3 separate regions of the Homo sapiens genome follow, and all the other regions are linked to region 2. Evidence: chromatin contacts called from ENCODE Hi-C or POLR2A ChIA-PET data. All regions are on one chromosome and are shown on one strand. Each heading gives the region's core, a stretch centred on a gene start or an enhancer-like site at or near the end of the contact. The rest is flanking DNA. Distances are from core to core; before and after follow the strand shown.

Evidence for each region. A loop is a pair of places that touch in the nucleus more often than their neighbours do. ChIA-PET counts read pairs that join two places held with the same protein, here RNA polymerase II (POLR2A). Pooled maps may share reads with other maps.
Region 1: POLR2A ChIA-PET joins it to region 2 with 15 read pairs in activated CD4-positive, alpha-beta T cell. The contact joins two enhancer-like sites. POLR2A ChIA-PET finds 5 or more read pairs at or near these places in 3 of 52 experiments (Caco-2, H1 and activated CD4-positive, alpha-beta T cell).
Region 3: POLR2A ChIA-PET joins it to region 2 with 12 read pairs in Panc1. The contact joins two enhancer-like sites. A Hi-C loop is called at or near these places in 3 of 50 pooled maps. POLR2A ChIA-PET finds 5 or more read pairs at or near these places in 4 of 52 experiments (H1, Panc1, WTC11 and 1 more).

What each region holds. Positions count from the first base shown.
Region 1 is chr2:121,208,829-121,212,763 of GRCh38, forward strand. No RefSeq gene overlaps it. Among named protein-coding and RNA genes, the nearest start is that of TFCP2L1, 74 kb to the right of the region's middle. Within about 2 kb of position 2,108, at least 6 of the 41 ENCODE cell types and tissues checked have a DNase peak (open chromatin) inside an H3K27ac peak, as active enhancers do.
Region 2 is chr2:121,073,360-121,077,752 of GRCh38, forward strand. No RefSeq gene overlaps it. Among named protein-coding and RNA genes, the nearest start is that of TFCP2L1, 210 kb to the right of the region's middle. RefSeq lists enhancers at 1,050-1,900, 1,483-2,382, 1,901-2,752 and a silencer at 1,794-2,088. Within about 2 kb of position 1,882, at least 3 of the 41 ENCODE cell types and tissues checked have a DNase peak (open chromatin) inside an H3K27ac peak, as active enhancers do.
Region 3 is chr2:121,291,104-121,295,325 of GRCh38, forward strand. No RefSeq gene overlaps it. Among named protein-coding and RNA genes, the nearest start is that of TFCP2L1, 8.0 kb to the left of the region's middle. Within about 2 kb of position 2,453, at least 2 of the 41 ENCODE cell types and tissues checked have a DNase peak (open chromatin) inside an H3K27ac peak, as active enhancers do.

The DNA of each region.
Region 1 (3,935 bases), core at 858-3,357, 140 kb after region 2:
TCCATCCACAATAGAGGGGCAGGGACGGTCAGCAGAAGGTGCTGGAGAGGGGTGAGCACCTCACCTGAGAGGAGGTGGCCTGAGTATTGGGGCAGAACCCTGGAGCCCAGCAGCCCACGGCAGCCCAGAGGAAGAGCTGCATCTGCAGGTACCCGGGGACAGGCTTCCTTTCCTAGGGCCCACATTCCAGAGGGCAGCAGCAGGGCCAGCAGAGGGGACAGTTGCAGCTGTGGGGAAGATGCCCATGCAGGGACTGTAAACGAGTTGGGGCTCAGGATCCCCTGGCTGGGGCTGGGCTGTGAGCTGAAGACTTAAACCAAGCCAGCCCCCTGGCCGCATATCCCACCCCTCCCCGTCCCAGAGAGGCAAGCGGGCGCAGCACTGGGAAGGAGGAGGCGGTTCTAGCTCACCCCTTTCCACAGGCCCCAAGGGCACAGCTGGGTCAGGGCTGAGGTGGAGAGGGGACAAGCATGGTATGTAGCTTGTCTCAAAGGCACGCTTCCCCATGGGCAGGAAGAACTGCCGGGAGGGGCATCTCCCAAGCTACCTAGATATCCTGGCATCCGCCTTCCCAGCCAGGAGCAGCACCTTATCCGGATGCATTTGCTCCCCAGCATCAGCCTCCCCGCAGCCACATGGGACGGTGGCACAGTCTTTGGAGCTGACGGACCTGGGTCAGAAGCCTGACTTTGCCCCCTGACTAGCTGTGTGTCCCTGAAGAAGCTGCCCAGATTCTCTGAGCCTCAGTCTCCTCACAGGCAAAGCAGAGACTTTAACAACTGCCTGAAAAGGTGCTGTGAGTGCAGATGAGATAATAGGGAGGAAAAACTTTTCCTGTGTCCTCTTATGTTCAGTGACTAGGGGCCTGCGAATTAAACTGACAAAAGATAGATTCGCTAGAGAAAAAAGATGGATTTTTATTCTCATACCTATGAGGGAGTTTCACAGAAAAATGTGACTCAGTTCAAGGCTGCAGCGAGCTATGATCCACCGCACTACAGCCTGGGTGACAAAGTGAGAAACTGTCTCAAAAAAAAAAAAAAGAAAAAGAAGAAGAAGATAAAGGAAAAAGAAAAAAAAGAAAGAAATGTTAAAAATAAAAAATAAAAAAAAAGAAAAGAGAAAAAAGGAGAAAAGGATAAAACAAGTATAAATAAAAAGAAAAATGTGGCCAGGCGTGGTGGCTCACACCTGTAATCCCAGCACTTTGAGAGGCCGAGGTGGATAGATCACCTGAGGCCAGGCGTTCACAACCATCCTGGCCAATATGACGAAAGCCCATCTCTACTAAAAATACAAAAATTAGCTGGACGCAGTGGCGGGTGCCTGTAATCCCAGCTACTTGGGAGGCTGAGGCAGGAGAATTGCTTGAGATGGAGGTTGCAGTGAGCCGAGATGGTGCCACTGCACTCCAGCCTGGGTGACAGAGTGAGACTCTGTCTCAAAAAAGAAAAGAAAAGAAAAATGCAACTCAAGGAGGTGGTTATAATTTGGGACTTATATACCATGTTAATAGGGGAAGAGGGAAGAGAAGGACCATTTTACTTTTAGGAAAGATAAATGGCCCCTAGGAGAACAGATGGCAGCTAGGACAGTTTTGCAACTATGTCTGTTCTGGTGATTTCTTATCTTGGTGCCAGTGCTGACTTCTTGAATTCTTGTATTTGGTGATAGGAGTCCATCTCTCTGGTTTTGAAAGTTCCAGGGAAAGGATTTCTGGCAGCTGAATTCTTTTGGGAGCCTCTGCTTTTAGGCAGATTAAGGGGAATAAAAAAATAAAAAAATAAAAAAATAAACCAGAAAACCCTCTTCAGTGTGGTACATCCTGGATCCCTTCAGACAAGGCACGGGCAATACCTGGCTGGGGGAGCCCCTCACAGGCCTCCTCCTGCCGGCCCACACCACATCCCTGTGCCCATGTTTGTCCTCTTCCCAATCCCTACTGCCCCATCCGAACTCACTGTCCTCTGTCCCCATTCTCTCTGTGCTAAGGTGACACGTCACCATATAGCAGCTTGCCCCCTGCCGGCACAGGCTCCCTTCACCGCTGCTTTCAGGTCCCAGTCCCTCGTTTGCCCAGCACCTCTTGCTATCTCTTACTCATTCAACAAACACTCCTAGCAGGCTTCTCCCTGCCAGGCCCTGGGCTGGATTCCAGAGTGGCAGCGATCAGGCAGACCAAACTCTGTCTCTAGGAGCTCCTCCCAGTGGGAGAGGCGGACAGAAAGATGGACAGTTACAGCCTAGGCACAGGAGCCCATGGGAGCTCAGAGGAAGAGCCCAGAGGAAGAGTAAGGCCCAGCAAGTTCTGTGAGCTGTTGGTGCCAGGAAAGAGCTGGGCCTGCCCCTGATACTCAAAAAGCATATGTGAACAAAGGGAATGGAGGGAGAGGAGGAGAAAGAAGGGATGACAGGAGGAAGGGAGGGAAGTTGGTCGATTTTCCTCATCCACCTTTCTCCTCTCTGGACTAGTGTTTGGGGCCAGCTCCTCCCCCACTCCAATGTCAACCTCTGGGCTTATCAGATATTTCAATAGCTGCTCTGGCCTGATAAGCCCTCTCCAGATAACCCCTTTCTCTTGTAATTGAGTTTAAATATTGTTCCACCCAATCAAGGCAGGTTAATATTCAACCCAACCTAGCTCTGGAAGCCTCCTGGCCACCAGATTCTTCCCTGGGCGAGGCAACCTGGGGCTGAGCAGGGCTGGAGCAAGCAGGGCGTGCAGTCTTCCCCCAAAGCATGTTTATCAGAGGGTTTGGGAATGGGGGGCGGGAGGGGACTGTCTAGACCTGGGTCCGCCCCTGGTGGGTCCAAGGAACAGTGTCCAAGCCAAGCCTAAGGGCCTGCGCTTCCTGGCTGGAGGACCAGGGGAAAGCCAGCTTTGTTCCAGCAGAGGCTCAGCTGGGAGAACCTGCCCAGACACCCTTCCCTTGAGGATTCTGCTTTGCACCTTAGAGTGTCCTCAGGCTGCCAGGATCCTCCAGAGCCATATGGCTGATTTCCTCCTCTCACCCACAGGAGTGATTCCCTCAGGCTCCTCAGGGTTTGGTCCTCGTGAGTCAGCCTCCCAGGGCCTATCCTGTCTGACACACTCCAGGTGGAATCTTCAGCCTACCCGGTAGAGGCCCAAACAGTGCATGCACCTGCTTCCCACTGGTGACTTTCACGGGTCTTCCATGTGGACAGCCCCAGTCAGCGATGTGGGAGCCGCCACAGCCCAGGACTTCCAGAAGCAGAAGCGCTGAGTGTGGCTACTCACCTGACCCAGGGCAGAGAGTGGGGTCGAGAGCCAGTGGCATCCACACCTGTACCCGGGAGGCCCCTCTGGTTCCGTGTGTGTGTGTGTGTCTGTGTGCATGTGTGTGTGTGTGTCTGTTGGGGGGTGGGAGGGTCATCAACAGGTTTCACTACTCAAATCATCTTCCCCTACAGGGAGGCGCAGAGGATCCCATAGCTACCAGCCAGCTGTCAGGCTCTGGGTCACCTTTGTGTCATTGGACCCTAACATTCTCTAGTCCCCCTCTGTCCCACCCCACCCGAGTGAGTCACTATCCCTCTTGGAGGTTCCTCCCCAGAAAGAGAGGGCAGGTGCCTCCAGGCCAGCAGCAACAGCCCCCGGGGGAACCTGTTAGGAATGCACATTCTCAGACCCGCACCCCACCACTGAATGGGAGACTGCGGGCGGGGAACCCCCGCAGTGCAGTGCAGGTGGCTTTCCGGCCCTCCTGAAGATTCCGATGCACTGGGACACCACCCAGCCACTACAAGCCATGAATAAAAGCCTCCTGCCTCTCACCGCTTTAATATGTGCCGGGGCCATTCCAAGCTCTTGAAGTAAATTCAGCTCATTTACTCGTTATAATCGTCCTGCGAGGCAGGCACGAGTATTAGTCCTCGTGGACTAATTTTACGGATGAGGCAAGCAAAACAGAAAA
Region 2 (4,393 bases), core at 632-3,131:
ACACAGACACACACGCACAGACACAGAGACACACACACAGACACACACACACAGACACAGACACAAACACACAGAGACACACACGCACACACAGAAACACACAGACACACAAAGACACACACACATAGACACAAACACACACACAGAGACACACACATGCAGGAACATACAGAAACATACACAGACATACAGACATACACAGACACACACACGCACTACACGGACAGACACGCGGACACCAACACACAGACACAAACACACAGAGACACACACACGCAGACACCCACAGACACACAGACACAGACACACACGCAGACACACACAGACACACAGACACACGCAGACACAGACACGTATACACACAGACACACACACAGACACACAGACACACCCACAGACACACACACAGACACACACACATACATATATAGACACGCACACACACACAGATACGCACAGACACACACAGATACATAGACACGCACGCACACACAGATACACACAGACACATGCAGACACACAAACACGTAGACACACACACACAGACACACACAGACACACACACACACGACCTATTACAGGGACTTGGCCTTGTGAAACCTTGGGCACTGGCCACCCCGTCTAAGGGAACTGCTGCTTCTCCGGTGCGTGGAGCTGGCAGGGCGGGCGTGGGGAAAAGGGGATGACCATGAAGTGGGGTAGGAGGACAAACGGAACCTGACAGGCTGAGCTGGAACTCCCACCGGGAAGTGGCAGACCCCAAGTCAATCTGTCCCCTGCTCTAAGCCTCTACCTTCGAGGATGGGCACCCCGTGGAAGAAGCCGGCACTTTCATGAACTAAGCATATACCTGGCCTGGGAGTCAAGAAGGCCACAGGAGGCTCTGGCTGGGCTGGAAGAGCTATGCCCCAGCTGCCTGGACACCAAATCCATCTCCTGAGATCAGCAGCACCTGCGAGTCCCCTGTGTGTTGGGAGGCACTGGCCCCTCTCGCCTTCTGAGTGTAAAAGGAAGACATGACTGCTGCTCCCTCTGCCCCTCCCCTGGGGCCCCAGATAACCCAAGCCTGTGCAGGGAAGGGAGTTCTGGGTGCTGCAGTTCAGCTCAGCTAGGCTGACCGGACACACATCTGTCACACCACCCCAGAGCCTAACCCATGCCGGGTCCTGGAGCTACTCCCGGTGGTGGCCACACTTCCTGCCTCCAGGAAATCCATCATCTCCTGGGAAAGACAAGTCAAGAGACAAAAACACCATTGAATGTGCACGGTGAGGTGGGCAATAGCCATGCAGGCCTGACGGGGAGAATGTGTCCCGTACCAGGGGAAGACTGCAGTGGCCCCCAGGGATGGAGAGGGCCGAGGTCCCGGGGAGGGGGCAGCTGTGCCAGCTCCAGGGCCTTCACTTCTGGGCCTTGGGCTGATGATGCTCCCCTGGGGAGGGCAAAAGGGAGGACAGCGAGGAGCAGGCTTTGGGTGGGACCAGCTGGGAACAATACCTGTGTCTGCCTTGCCAAGCCTCACAATTCCTATCTAGAAAATGGGGTTGTTGGGAGAATTGAAGATAAAATATATACAAGTATTGCACTGGACCTGACTCTCCCCACCCCAAAGTTGACCATTCCCAAAATTGACAGTGTCGTTATCTAGGTCCTAAAAAATCCAAGGGAGAAATGAGATTTCCTGTGTCTTCCCAGAAGCTACGCCACTGCTCTTGAACTTGGGAATTGCCACGAAGTGCAGGGGGTGGGGTGGACACGGAGGTCTGTAGGGCCGAGGAAAAAAAACACGACACAACTGGGGCCTTCCAGGGTCTCCCCCGACCCCTGTTCATCCTGCCTGCAGCACCTCATTCCCAACGAGGGCCTGCAGCCAGCTCCTGCCATCTGCCATGAGTTATAGAAAACAGGCAGTGATTAATCAGCCAGTCAACGCCGCGTGCAGCTATCCTCTTTCATTTATCTGCCCCCTGACCCCCCCAGCACAGTCCACGCAGCAATAGGCAAGTGTATTAATCATACGCTTTAAAAATATTTAAAGGAGGAGCTGAGCCTGGAGCAGAGTCTCCTTTAATGGACTCATTTTCAGCTGAGGGTGAGTATGCTAATTAGGAGATAAAACAAACGGGCTGTTTGAAATGCAAATGAGCTGCTGGGAGCACTTCTGGTCCCTTCCTTCCCTGCCGCCTGTTTGGGAGGCTAAATCTTATTTCTCCCAGCCGCTTCCCGCCACCGATTTCTAACCAGAAAAGATAGTGGCTGATTCTAAAACTGAGAGGTACTAGGTCGTGTTTTCACCGCCCCCCCTCCCCGCCCCCCGCCTTTGCCCTGGATCAAGGAGCAGAGAGGACAAAAGTTGCCCCAACTCCAACTCCAGCATGAAAAAACCCCAGCCGGGAGGGGAGGCGTGGCTGCTCTCCCCCCATCTCCTGGCACCCACCCAGTCCTCCCCATCTCTTGCCAACCCTGCCCCCTCAGTTTCTCTCCTCTCCTTTTCCTCTGCCTCTGCCCAGCTTGGCGTTTCCCAGCTCGCCTCCCTGCCCACCTCCTTGCCCTCTCCATTCCGTCAGCTGCTAGCAGGAGCCTCGGGCACAAATCCAGAGCCTTCCTGGCTGCAGCCTTTCCTGGGGTCCCAGGCACCACTCCCACCTACCACCCAGTCTAAACCCCGCCTCCTGTCCCCGCTGCCCTGGGGCCCTCCCTGCCCCATCACAACCACACACCTGCTATTCCCTCCTCTGGGCTTGGGGAATCCTAGTGCCCCTGCTTGGAGCCTTCCCTCCCACCTCCCGTGGCTGGCTCCCCAGCCCTTCAGGACTCAGGGCGCATCACCTCCTCAGGGAAGCCCTCAGACCTCCTGGTGCCTTCGTGATTCCTGGATCTGGCACCTGTCTTGGGTGTGACAAAGCATGTATGTGTTTGTGGATTTGTCACCCCTCTTCCCAGGACCTAGGGCTCCTTGGCGCAGGAGCTGTTTTCTCCCCTGCCATGCGCCGTGCCTGCTGGCACATGGCTAGCATCTAGTGAGTGCACACTGAGTTGAGTTGATTGCTAGGAGGCCCATGAGCTCCCTGCATCCCCTGACAGGCACTGCACCAGCCTAGGGAGCCCTGGCAGCTCGGGATGACCACCTGCTCTAAGGCAGGTCTGGAGAGGCAGAGAGGAGCATTCAATCCAGGGGCCACCTCATTTAAGATACGCAGTGTTCCACCTGGAAAGACGGCTCCAAGTCCACCCCTGCCAGTGGGGCTTGTCCCAGTGCAGCGTCTGCTTATTCTAGGAGACGGGAAGAGTGACCTGCACTGTCAGGCAGGGTCAGACGCTGCCTCTTAACTTCGCCGGCTCAGACTCTTGGCTGGTTCAGGTGTGGAGCTTCCAGCCCCAGCCCTACCCAAGCAGTCCCCAGGCGTCTCTTCAAGATTCCCAGAACCCAGGTGATCACAGTCTGGCTTCCATCTGTCCTGGGCACAGCCGAGCAGGAGCCCAATCATAATATCGGGGCATTAAATATTTAAACATTGTCTTCAGGTAACCGCCCCCCGCCCCCCGCCCCCCGCAAGTCTGAACTCTCTCCCGACTCAGTCCAGTTCACTGGTATTCTCATTCTCCAACTCCTTATCAAACTGTGTCTCAGGTGGGATTGTCTGGGAAGCAGACGCTGAGACGGAGTGAGGGGTGCAATAGCGTAACGGGGAGCACCACCTGTAAGAGGAGAGGGAAGAAGCAAGGTGGGCGGGGCCGGCCATCCTGATGCATCCTCCCTGCACAACCTGCACCTGCCAGCAGAGGGCGCCGGAGCAAAGCGCGCCCGTCCCATCTCAGGAGGCCTGTGGCCGCGGAAGGGGCCGGGATGGGGATCATTGCCCTGCTCAGTCCTTGCTGGGGCCACCCCAGAATAGTGTGCCTTCAGCTCGGAAACAGGCAAAGCCAACAGCTGGACCCCAGTTCGCAGCTGGGCATCAGTACTTTCTTGAAGGGAAGTCTAAGCGGCCATCTCCTTGGGTCTTAGCTTGAGTTCCCCTGAGGAGAAAGCCTGACACAGGCAGCAGGGAAGAAAGCTAGGGGAGACCTTCCAGAGTCTGGGATGCATCTCAGAACCATCGGCCTGGGGATGAAGGAGGGAGTTTTGCCCAGCTGCTTCTGCCCCTGCCGCTCGAGGGTGGCCCCGTGGTGTGGCCCCACACTTCCAGATACACAGGCGTGGGTGCTGAGCAGTTTCACCATACCCCACATGGGCCAGGTGCAAGGTGCTGTCCACCCCAGCTGTGTGAGGTTGGCCAAAGCCACGTGGAACTGGTCATGCAGCAGACAGACATGGGAGACAGCAGGTTGAGGAGGAGTCGGGAACATTGAGAGTTTGTTTGGGGACCCCATTAAAGTTGAGGTCTTATATAAA
Region 3 (4,222 bases), core at 1,203-3,702, 220 kb after region 2:
GGAAGATGGACACACCACTTCTGCTTTTTTCCTATTGACTAGCACATAGTCACCTGGCCTCCCCCTTGCTATACGGGAGGGAGGCTGGGGAATGTAGTCCTTATTGGAGTGGCATGTGCCCAGCCAAAAAGCAGAGGTTCTTACTGAGGAAGATGGGAGAATGGATTTGAGGGGGAAACTAGTACCGGCCATACTCTGCCAGGGGCACCAGGCGTGGAATGTTATTCCCATTTTACAGATGAAGAAACCGAGGCACTTTGGTGAGGGGACTTGCCAAGACACAGAGTGAATGACAGACCCAGGCAGGAACTGAGGCCTCCCGACTACTGACCGTCTCTTCATACCTTGCTGTCCTGCAAACTTGGCTCCATCACATTTGTATCCTTGAACCCTATTTTCCAATGGCCCATATTGTCATCTCAGATGTGGTTCATCTTCATGTCTGATCCTAGCTTCTCAAGAGAGGAGAATGACTTTTCCAAGATGTTTCTTCAAATTCAGATAAAGTCCCACGTGGCCTTCAGAGGATCACCCCAAGCTCAGTTTCTACGCTTTAGCAAATGTACATGGTCACATGAGATGTTAACAGAGGGGGAAACTTGGGGAAGGGGATATGAGAATTCTGTTTATTATATTGCTAACTTTTCTCTAAATCTAGAATTATGCCAAAATACAAAAATTTATTTTACAAATCTTTCTTCGGAATTCAAATGGTCAACTTAAAATTTGGGCAAGTGTGGTTTGGTTTTCCTAAAGCAAAACTCACCTGCATCATTGACATTAGTCATTTTGTCATGCACCAACTAGCCTTTGTGTGGGGCTACTACTGGGTGGGGGTATATAGTCTGGGCTATTTGGTGCATGACAAAATGGGGGCAGGGCAGAGACTGGGTAGGGGCATACTCTGTCTCTCTCTCTCTCTCTCTGTCTCTCTCTCTCTCTCTCTCTCTCTCTCTCTCTCTCTCTCTCTCTCTATATATATATATATATATATATATATGTTGTTTTTTTTTTTTTTTTGAGATGGAATCTCACTCTGTCGCCCAGGCATGAGTGCAGTCATACGATCTTGGCTCACTGCAACCACCGCCTCCCGGCTTCAAGTGATTCTCCTGCCTCAGCCTCCCAAGTAGCTGGGATTACAGGTGCCTGTCAACTCACCTGGCTAATTTTTGTATTTTTAGTAGAGACGGAGTTTCACCATGTTGGCCAGGCTGGTCTCGAACTCCTGACCTCCGGTGCTCAGGTGATCCACCTGCCTTGGCCTTCCAAAGTGCTAGGATTATAGGCATGAGCCACCGTGCCTGGCCTACATATGAGATATATATGTATATATACACACACACCCCCACCTACTCAGGGGTATAGCAACTCCTCCTAGACTGGGTGGGAGATAGATAGATAGATAGATAGATAGATAGATAGATAGATAGATACATAGATAGATAGATAGCTCCCATCCAACCTGGGCTATTTGGTGCATGACAAAATAGAGAGAGAGAAAGAGAGACAGAGAGAGAGCGCATGCTGGATTGTGAAGTACAGTGGTGTGAGCTTGCTCACTGCCCCCTCAAATTCCCCGACTCAAGCAATCCCTACACCTCAGCCTCCCAAGCAGCTGAAACTACAGGCGCATACCACCACACCTAGCTAATTTTGTTTATTTTTTACAGATGGTGTTTCACTATGTTGTGCAGGCTGGTCTCAAACTACTGGAGTCAAGTGATCTCCTGCCTCAGCCTCCCAAAGTGCTGGGATTATGGGCATGAACCACTACACCTGGCCATATGTTTGTGTGTGTATATATTTTTTTTTTTCAAAAAAGATGGGGTGTATTAGTCCATTCTCGCATTGCTATAAAGAAATACCTGAGATTAGGTAATTTATAAAGAAAAGAGGTTTAATTGGCTCATGGTTCTGCAGGCTGTACAGGAAGCATAACATCTTCTTCTTGGCGTCCACTGAGGCCTCAGGAAACTTCCAATCCTGGAAGGCAAAGGGGGAGTGAGACGTTTCACATGGCCAGAGGAGGAGGAAGAGAAAAGAGAGGGGGAAATTGCTACACACTTTTAAACAACCAGATCTCGTGATAACTCATTCACTCACTATCACGAGAGTAGCACCAAGGGGATGGTACTAACCCGTTCCTGAGAACTCCACCCACTTCCAGCACTGGGGAGCGGGAAATTACGATTTGACATGAGATTTGGTGGGCACATAGATCCAAGCCCTATCAGGGGGTCTCACTGTATTGCCCAAGCTGGTCTTGACTCCTGGCCTCAAGCAATCCTTCTGCCTTGAACCCCAGTCCCTCCAATGCAAAGACCCTGCTCTGACTCTCCTCCTCCTCCCTCTCCGGCCTAGATTGCTCCCATCAGTCCTTCCAGCAGCAGTCAAGTATTCTCATTCTGACAAGGGCTGCCCTGCTCCCTGCTCAGTAGTCACAGCGAATTGCCCTGGGTGGAGTTGGCCACATGCACTTTGGCACAGTGCCCTCCCTCTAGGGCCAAACAAACACCCTGTTATCTGCTTCACACCTCCTTCTGCAAAACGCCCTGTTACAGGTGCCAGTCTCTGCAGGGGGCCACGGGGAGCAGCTCTAACCCAGGGACTGCGGCTCCAGAGACATGGAGGAAAGCAGTGAGTGAGACTACACAAAGCCCCTGGCTGGGGGCACGGCTGAGGCCAAGGAGGGAGAAAACACAAGTGCTCCCCATTCATTAGCCCGCTTAACTCTCAACATCCTAGGGAGGTAGATGTCATCACACCCACTTCACTGATGAGAACACCGAGCCCCTGAGATTCAACAACTTGTCCAAACTTGCACAGCTGGAGGACGGTAGAGCCAGGACAGGGCCCAGGGTGGTCCGGCTTGAAAACCCAGGCCCCATCTGCTGTACCAAGCTGAAAGGACAGGTCAGACAAGAAGTTGGAAGAATTTTCTTGAAGAATTCGACACACTGGGGGCTCCCCAGCGAAAGAGCACAGCCAGATCACCCTATAGTGACAATGTGTCAACAGCCCCTCCCATACACTCTGAGCTACCAGGGCAGCTCCCAATATGAGCAGGTAATCGTGGATTGCTCAACACGTGAAAAGGGGCTCTACCATAAGAGATAGAGACCAAAACACAAATGCAGTCATGGGGTGTTGGGGACCAGAATCAAATGGGAGGAACTAGAGACTGCACACAGAGAGAAGACATTAAGAATCTGTCAGGAGCCGGGTGCGGTGGCTCATTCCTGTAATCCCAGCACTTTGGGAGGCTGAGGTGGGTTGGATCACTTGAGGCCAGGAGTTTGAGACCAGTCTGGTCCACATGGCAAAACCCTGTCTCTACTAAAAATACAAAAAAATTAGCTGGGCATGGTGGTGCACACCTGTACTCCCAGCTACTCGGGAGCCTGAGGCACGAGAATCGCTAGAACCAGGAGGTGGAGGTTGTGGTGAGCTGAGATCACACCACTGCACTCTAGCCTGGGTGACAGAGTGAGACCCTGTCTCAAGGAAAAAAAAAAAAAAGAATCTATTGGGTATTGGGGCCAAACACAGTGGCTCACACCTGTAACCTCAGTGCTTTAGGAGGCTGGGGCAGGAGGATCTCTTGAGGCCAGGAGTTCAAGACCATCCTAGGCAACATAGTGAGACCTGTCTCTACCAAAAAAAAAAAAAATTTAAAAAGGAATCTCTTAGTGTTGGCATTGGCCATCCCTGAGCTCTAGCTCAGGAAGGCAATGGATGGTCACTGTGTCCTTTGGGCCAGCCCTCATGAATAGCACACACACTATGCACTGCAGCAGCTCTCCAGCATATGGTTGCAGAGTTTGTGCTCTGCAAGAAGCACTAGCCAAGGTGGGGGCTAGGAGACCCGAAGTTCAGCCCGTGCTCCTCTCACCAAGCCATGTACCTGGCATGGGGCTGCACCACCTAGAGGAAAATCACCAAAAGTACCACCTGCTCATTCATCTGAGTGCCCATGTCTGTACCCACCTGGGGCCACACAGGCTGTTAAGTTTCTGTACTTTTTACACCTCAGCTCTTTGCCTCTCTACTGTTCCCACTTCCTAGAGCACTTGCTCCTCAGTGTCCTCCTCCCTGGCCCTAGTTTGCCTAACTGACTTTCATGAGGTTCAGCTCAGCATCACCTCCTCCAGGAAGCCTTCCCTACCCGCCCAGAAGAGTAGGCCAGGTGCTCCTCTCCTTCACTCTAAGCTCTGTAGAT